2 separate regions of the Homo sapiens genome follow, and region 1 is linked to region 2. A link is a contact called in ENCODE Hi-C or POLR2A ChIA-PET data. All regions are on one chromosome and are shown on one strand. Each heading gives the region's core, a stretch centred on a gene start or an enhancer-like site at or near the end of the contact. The rest is flanking DNA. Distances are from core to core; before and after follow the strand shown. Region 1 overlaps PTPRG (protein tyrosine phosphatase receptor type G). Region 2 overlaps PTPRG (protein tyrosine phosphatase receptor type G).

The links. Hi-C counts contacts between places; a loop is a spot of excess contacts on that map. ChIA-PET counts read pairs that join two places held with the same protein, here RNA polymerase II (POLR2A). Pooled maps may share reads with other maps.
Region 1: a map of heart right ventricle shows a loop between it and region 2 (5-fold over the local background). The contact joins two enhancer-like sites. A Hi-C loop is called at or near these places in 11 of 168 maps with a recorded cell type or tissue (Right ventricle myocardium inferior, cardiac septum, heart left ventricle and 2 more) and 11 of 50 pooled maps. POLR2A ChIA-PET finds 5 or more read pairs at or near these places in 4 of 52 experiments (A673, AG04449, GM12878 and 1 more).

What each region holds. Positions count from the first base shown.
Region 1 is chr3:61,845,942-61,849,621 of GRCh38, forward strand. All of the region lies in intron 2 of PTPRG (protein tyrosine phosphatase receptor type G), which reads left to right. Among named protein-coding and RNA genes, the nearest start is that of PTPRG, 290 kb to the left of the region's middle. Within about 2 kb of position 2,095, at least 22 of the 41 ENCODE cell types and tissues checked have a DNase peak (open chromatin) inside an H3K27ac peak, as active enhancers do; they include heart left ventricle and heart right ventricle, where a contact is called at or near this core.
Region 2 is chr3:61,807,288-61,811,129 of GRCh38, forward strand. All of the region lies in intron 2 of PTPRG (protein tyrosine phosphatase receptor type G), which reads left to right. Among named protein-coding and RNA genes, the nearest start is that of PTPRG, 250 kb to the left of the region's middle. Within about 2 kb of position 1,409, at least 13 of the 41 ENCODE cell types and tissues checked have a DNase peak (open chromatin) inside an H3K27ac peak, as active enhancers do; they include heart left ventricle and heart right ventricle, where a contact is called at or near this core.

The DNA of each region.
Region 1 (3,680 bases), core at 845-3,344, 39 kb after region 2:
GTTTTTTAGTGGGTGCAGAAGACTGAGGGAGGGTCCCAGTTTGGGATGTGAATTTGGGTTCCAGATGTAACATTAATTTGCGCTGTCACCTTGAGCAAAGTGCTTAACCTTTGAAAGCCTCAGCTTGCTCATCCATTAAATAGGGATAATAATAGTAATTATTGTGAAGATTAAAGAAGATCTGCCTAAAGCACTCACTACGGTGTCTAATCTCTGATAAATGCTCGAAATATTTGATTTGCTGTATTTTATTATTTATACCTGTAATTTAAAAGAGACAATTATTGTTACATTGTTAAGGCTTAAAGCTACAATAGCAAGTAATTAATTCGTACAATAGCAATTAATATCCGAGTGATGAATTGTCTTCCTATAAGAAGCAGCTAGGAATGTAGTCATCCATGTGACGGTTGCAGGTCCTAGGGTGGTTTCTTATTTAAATTGTAAAGGAAACAGCCACTGGGGCAGCTCAAGAAACAGGCTTCAGAGTCAAAAAAAACACCCATCTGGATTCCCTTCCTGACTCTGAGGCTCATTGACCTTGAATAAAGTACCTTATTTACCTTCTCTGAACTTGGGCTTCCTCCTTGGGTAACTGGTGGCACCAGTGCCTTCTATGCATAGAGCTTGCCACAGTACCTAGAACACAGCAAGCTCTTGGTAAAAGCACAGTGAAAGAGAGACAATATTTTTATTGGGCGTGGTGGCTCATGCTTGTAATCCCAGCACTTGGGAGGTTGAAGTAGACAGATCACTTGAGCCCAGGAGCTCAAGACCAACCTGGGTAACATGGCAAAACCCCGTCTCTACTAAAAATAGAAAAATTAGCCAGGTGTGGTGGCACATGCCTATAGTCCCAGCTACTTAGGAAGCTGAGGTTGGAGGATTGCTTGAGTCCAGGAGGTGGAGGTTGCAGTGAGCTAAGATGGCACCACTGCACTCCAGTCTGGGTATCAGAGCTAGACCCTGTCTCAAAAAATAGAGAGAGAGGGACAATATTTTGCGACTGTGCTGTCTAGTACAGTAACCACTAGCCACATGTGGCTATTCACATTCAAATAGATGGAAAAATAAAATTAAAAATTCAATTCTTCGGTGTTTGGAGTGGAGTTGTTTCCCCTTTCCCCCAGTCATATGTTGAATTCCTAACCCCTAGTACTTCAGAAAGTGACCTTCTTTGGAAATAAGGTTGCTACAGATATAATGAGTTAAGATGATGCCATACGGGAGTAGAATGGGCACCTAATCCAGTATAACAGGTGTCCTTATGTAAATGGGAAATTTGGATGGAGATACAAGCACACGGGGAGAACACCACACAAATGTTAAGGCATGGATCAGGGCAAGGCATCTACTGGCCAAGGAACCCCCCGAAGATTGCCATCAGCCCACGGGAAACTTCAAGAGGGGCATGGAGTAGATCTTCCCCTCATGGCTCTGAGAAGGGCCCAGTGCTGCTGACACCTTGATCTTGGACTTCTGCCCTCCAGAGCTGTGAGACAACAACTGTTGTTTTAGGCACCCAGTTTGTGGTGTGTTGTTATTAGCACCCCAGGACACTCATGCACTCAGTCTCACCGGCTGTATTTTGAGGGCTCAGGAGCCAGTGTGGCTACCATCTTGGACAGCGAGGACACTGAACATGGCTATCACTGCAGAAAATTCTAATAGACCTCCCTCCTTCGGGGATTCCAGGTTGCTCATTGCTCCAAAAACTCAAGCCAAGAAGATAGAAGAGGTTCAAATGATTGTATGAAGCATGTTCTTTGTCTGGAAATCCAGAACAAAACAAATAAATGATCTTTGAAAAAAAAAATCTCTGCCTTAAAGTTGGGCTGGTCAACATGTCCAGATATTCACAGAGACTTCCTGTTCTGGAAGAGATGCAGACAGAGGCTTAAGACAGCCTTCTGTCCTGTGACGGACGAATTTCTGATTCTGCTTCCACTGTTAAACTCTTACATAATTGCATTCTATATAGAGAGCTTCCCTTTGGATCCAGCTTGCTTTTCCCCTTGTCTTCTTCCTCAGACTTTATGAAAGTATTTGCAGAGACGCCTTGTCCCCTGCCATGAGCTGTAAATACTTATGCAGATGAAGGGTTTGTTACTCTAGTTGATGAGTGTTAGGGAACCTGGAGCCTTTCCTGGTTTTGAGCTGTGGCTGAGGACGTAGGCAATTCTCATGCACACTTTGCATTGGCTGAAGTGCATGTCCTGGAGTGCCTCATGCTACAGGACTGGCAGTGAAAAGCCTCTTAGGCTTGGGGTAGAGGTGAAAACCTCCCTCCATGTTTGCACTCTCTCTCGCCATGCCCCCACCTTCACGCGTGGTTGTGACTGCTGGGTGGGGCTGAAGTCACAGCCTTGCTGCAGTCTTTGCCCTAGGCAGGCTCTGTATGATCTTTGGTCAAGGGAAAGCACTTTGTGTGCCTGACCTCTGAGCAGCCCATTTTGGCCCTGAAATCCTCTGTTGGCAAACTTCACATTCAGTGAGTCAGAATTAAAGGAAAATGCTGAAGGAACATTTGCATTTTTTATCTTTTCCAAGTTAAGGCTGTTCTTTTCCAAAGTGGAGTTATACTTTAGAGTATCTTAATATATCTTATAGCAACTCATCAGGTCTTGCAAATGTATTTTATCTTTTCATATTAGAATTATTTCAGACTATTTTTATTCATTATGCGTTTTGTTAAACCAGGTTGTTCCTATAATGAACATGGAATATAAAGACTTGCTCTTCCCTAAATTGCTCAGTATACTATATCTTGAGTCGTCTTTATGCTCAATCTAATGCTTTATTAAAGGAGAAGACACACCCACACACATGTATACATGTGTAAAATACCTGTACTGTGCTCCTACTATGTGTCAGGCACTCTGCCAAGCACAATGCACTTGTTTTATTCCTTACAATAAATCTCATAAAGAGGCAGGTAATTCAATTCATCTTCACATTATAGTTGAGGAAACTGAAGTTCAGGGAAGTCAGGCCATCTGGCTGGAGAACAGTTTGATATCACAGCAAAAGTTCCTTCCCGGAGTGTTTGTGAAATAATGATTTCATTAAACATTGTTCAAACCTAAATTGCGTTTGTTCTTGCAGTCTTTGGAGTACACTGGGCCTTTTGCAGTTGGGACAAACCCATTTCCTCTCTCAGTGGGAAACACTCCAAGTATTCCTCTTGAAACAAAACGTCAAAGATTATTTTTGCAGACTTCTGTGGAGTCATTTTTGGACAACACCCTGGAACAGGAAACCACAGTTTCTCCTAAATTTGTACAGGATGGAAATAGATAACATTCTTCATAAAACCATGGCCACAATTAATGCTTTCAAATCAACATAATGGTGGATGGTTTGTTTTTTGCATTTCTTACCTGAATAGATTATGGGAACCTGCAGCATGGGAAATTTCATGAATAATTTTACAGGGTTTTATTTTATAAACTGGAAATGCGGTGAAAAGATATGTGTAGGTGATGAAAAAGAGTGCTATAGGATTCAACGTATTTGAAAGCTCTCCCTGAAAGATGGATTTGAAATAAAACAGAGTCTCGCACCCTAAGTTATGGGAATGAGATTTACGCTCGCTGACTGAAGCCCAGGTGCTGCTAAAGGTTAATTAGTGAGAGAATGTGATGAACTTAATGAAATAGGTGATGATGCAGTGTGAGGGA
Region 2 (3,842 bases), core at 159-2,658:
AGTACATTTTGAAGTTCATCAGACGTATAAGCAGTTGGAGAGTTTAATTAAAGTTACTTGTCATTACTCAAGTTTACATCCGGTCTGTCTCTGGGCCAGCGTATATGGTATGCCAGTGACATTGTCAGAACTTAGTTTTGACCCTGAGAGCTGTGCGTTGTTCTTTTACTCCCTCTTGATTCCTCTTTCATCATGTAGAAGCTGATGTGTATTTTAACATTGTGGTCAATTTGGTGACAGAGGTCTTGATCAGTGCAAGTTCCAGTAGTTAGCTGAATTTTATATTTTTCTTTATTTTTTAGCTGATAATGATTCAAGTTGTTGGAATAATCTAAGACTGCTAGAAAATAACATATATACACATATGTACACTTGTGTAAATGCCATCTTGATAACAGAATCATAAATGTGTTCATGTAAGGGTATGTGTGTGTACGTAAATATGTATTATTGAATCGTATTGGGATGATTTTTTTTTGCCCTTTCAGATGTCAAATTGTATATTGAGACTATTTATTCCATTCTTATAAGCAAAGCCCTTCCTTTCCCTCTTGTTCCTGCAAAGCAGCTCAGAGAATGACTTTTAACTGGGCAACCATATTTTTGATCTTCTGCAGAGCTAGGAGCACTCTGACATATGGTTCAACAAAGGCTCGCAGACCGGGGCATCCAGTACTTGTGGTGCTTCTGTTAACGCCTGTTTATCAGATTATTGAAGGGCAAGCTGCTTTCCTCAGAACGTGCTTGCTCTCCCTGACTCTGTGTAATCCTATCCAGGCACGGAGCTGATATTGTTATACAAACAAAACTCAATAGGCATTACTGAAATCCAGAGAGTGGATTCTTTAGGATTGGACCTTTTGTGTGTGTAACCACATTTGAAGGAGACCTAAGAATCATCATCTGGAACTTTTTAAAATTGCAGTTACTGGAAACTAAAGCCAGAAACTAGGAGAAAACCCTCCGATTTTTTGTTTGGTTATTTTTAAGTGGAGAAGTTACAAAGGTGTTAGCTGTTAAGATGTGGAGTGAACTGGAATCCAGTGGCTCTCAAATCTTGCAGCTCATCAGAAACCCCTGGTGAACTTTGTACGTGGCACTCACCCCTATTCCTTAACTGTGAAATCTATACATTTTTTTTTCATCCACCCCAGATAAATCATATGTAGGTGGGCTCTTGGTCCAGTTTGGGAACCCGTAAAAGAAGTTATCAACCTCATCATAACCTTCCCAGGCAGGAATCAATTTCTTTGAATATAAGCCATTCAAATTCCATAATATGATACTGGCTCTAAAGGCACATTTAATTATGTAGGACACACCATCCCTTTCGCAAAATCGCACAAAGATTTCAACTTAGGCCTAAAATCTTTGGCACATACGTTGCACTGGGCACGGATCCCTTGGCCTAGATAATACTGAATTAAACTCCTCCCTTTCCTGCCCTCCCACACAGAATTTGGCCAGAGAAGCTCAGTGAAGGTTATTCTTAAACCCATCCCCGTTGTTCAAATCTGGCAGTAAAAAAGGCTTTACAACTTGGGTCAACTCCTAATGGGGCCTTTTGATCCAAGTGCTTTAAAGTTTAGACCTTTTGTATCTTTGTTGATAAAAACTGAGGTGTAGTATACCATTAAAATTTTTAAAAAATTATTTCTACTGAACCTGTTGGATTTAATCTGTTTTTGCTATCTAGTAGGCTTGTGACCTTGAGCAGATGACTTAACTTTGCCACATTTTTTTCTTTTCTTGTAAAATGGGGGTAATATAATCCATAGAGTTATCATAAGAATAAGTAAAAGAATGTGTAAAGTGTTAGTTCACTGCCTTCCACATAGTGAAGGCCCAGTAACTGTTGTTTCTTATTATTATCACGGTGGGGGAGGTTAGTGGGGGAAAGTTACAAAATGAATAAGCAGCAGACTTTGCCTTAGTCAAGAGCTTGCATCCTCAAATTTGGAGTAAGGTATAATTATATTACCATACTAGAAGTAGGAAGGATTAAAAGAAGAAAATAAAGATGCACTCTTTTTTCAGAGAAAAATGTGATCACTGATGGCTTTTTGCTGCATCTTGAGGGGAGACATTGCCCATGAAACAGTTTTCTGAGCTGAGCCCAGAAGAATAACCCTAAAGGAGTGGGACAGATAGAAAATCCAACTGGAAGAGGAAGTGGTATGGTGTACTAGTGTCTGACACACAGAAGATACCCAAGAAATAAGGGTTGAAAAACATGAGGCTTTATGGAGAGAAACTTACATTTGAGTTCTGATCCTGTTAATTTCTGTAAAATAAGTATTATAACACTGACCACATAGGGGCCAGTGTGGACAGTGAATACTATATGTCATGTACCTAGCAGGTTATCTGGCACGTTGTAAGCTTGAAAAGAAAATAATATAGTTATTCTGTATTAATATGAAGGGGAATAGAAAGACATAAACTTGAAACATAAATGTGGACCAGATAATTAAGGCATTTGAATCCTGAACTAAGGAGCTTAGATTTTATTCACTTGACAGTTGAGAGCCACGGAAGCTTTTTGAGCGGGTGCACAGCTATTGAAGCTCTGTGCTCTCTTGATTTCAAGGTGATTAAGCAGAACAGTTTTCCCCCAGCTCCTGTATCAGGGAGGCAGAGCTTTCCCAGAAGTCCCATTGCATACTTCACCTCAGGTGTGTTCTTGGAATTGTGGCCATGCCCACCTTATAGCTGCAATGGGGGGCTGGGAAACTGTTTAGCCTGTTGAGCCTCTGTAGCTGGAAGTGGGCTGTGCCTGCACAGCCTAAATGGCTTTTGGTCTGTGGCCAGGAAGCCAGTGATACTTGCAACTGTGAGCATAATAGCATGTTGGAGGCCAAAGTGTACTCTACAGGGAGTGCAGGATAAAATAAGAACAATACGACTGGTACAGAGAATAGAGGAAAGGGTAGAGGTTTGTATGAAAGCTGGCAAATTCAGTTCTAGACCAAAAATGAGTTTAGGGTGCAGGTAGGATATCCAGGAAGAAGTGATGCATGGGCAGGAGTAATTTAGGATTAGAGTGCAGGACTGAAAGTATTGATCAGTGAATCATTGATTTGGAAGATGACAGTAAAACCCTAAGAATCTGAGGTAAGGAAGGATGAGAGAGGAATGGACAAGAACCAGATAACAAGCTTAAAGGAATGATTTCTTTTTAGGTGCCCTGTATAAGCAACGACAGTGCGAAGGGATACCTTATTTAGCATTGTTTAAACCTCTTTATCTGCTCCATAGGCATATGACCTCAATAAAGGCAGCAGTGTGTTTATGATGCAGACCCAGCTAGAAGACAAGTTCCCAGGTCTGGCTACCCACCCCTACTCTTGGCCACCCAACTCCTACCTCTTTTGGACAGATTTCTCTTCTCAGCTCTGTCTGTGTAATGCAATTGTCCCTACAATGGCCTTTGACAGAGAAGTCATGGAGATCCAAAGAAACTAATTAGAATGAATAGGCATTTTTTATAAGTAATTCGGGACAAATGGAGAATCCAGTCCTTAAGAAGGGTTGTAATGAGGGTAGCTGAATTTGCTTTTGTGGGCTTTTACTTTAGCGTTCCACCATCAAGGTGACATCATATGATGTAAGAATGAGTATCTGATTGGCTACCTGCCAGCCAATGAGGGTTCCCCCTTGCCTACCTGTGTTGGGGAGTGCAAGGCTGTCACCAGGAGGGCAGGTTAGGGTGAATGTGGCAGCCCAGGTGAGGTAGACCTGATGATTGTTCGAATGTGACACTTTCTCCCTGTCATAGCCCAGCAGCCCCTTTAGTTTGTGACTCTGCTGTGCCTCCCAATTAGGCCTGCTGTGGACATCTC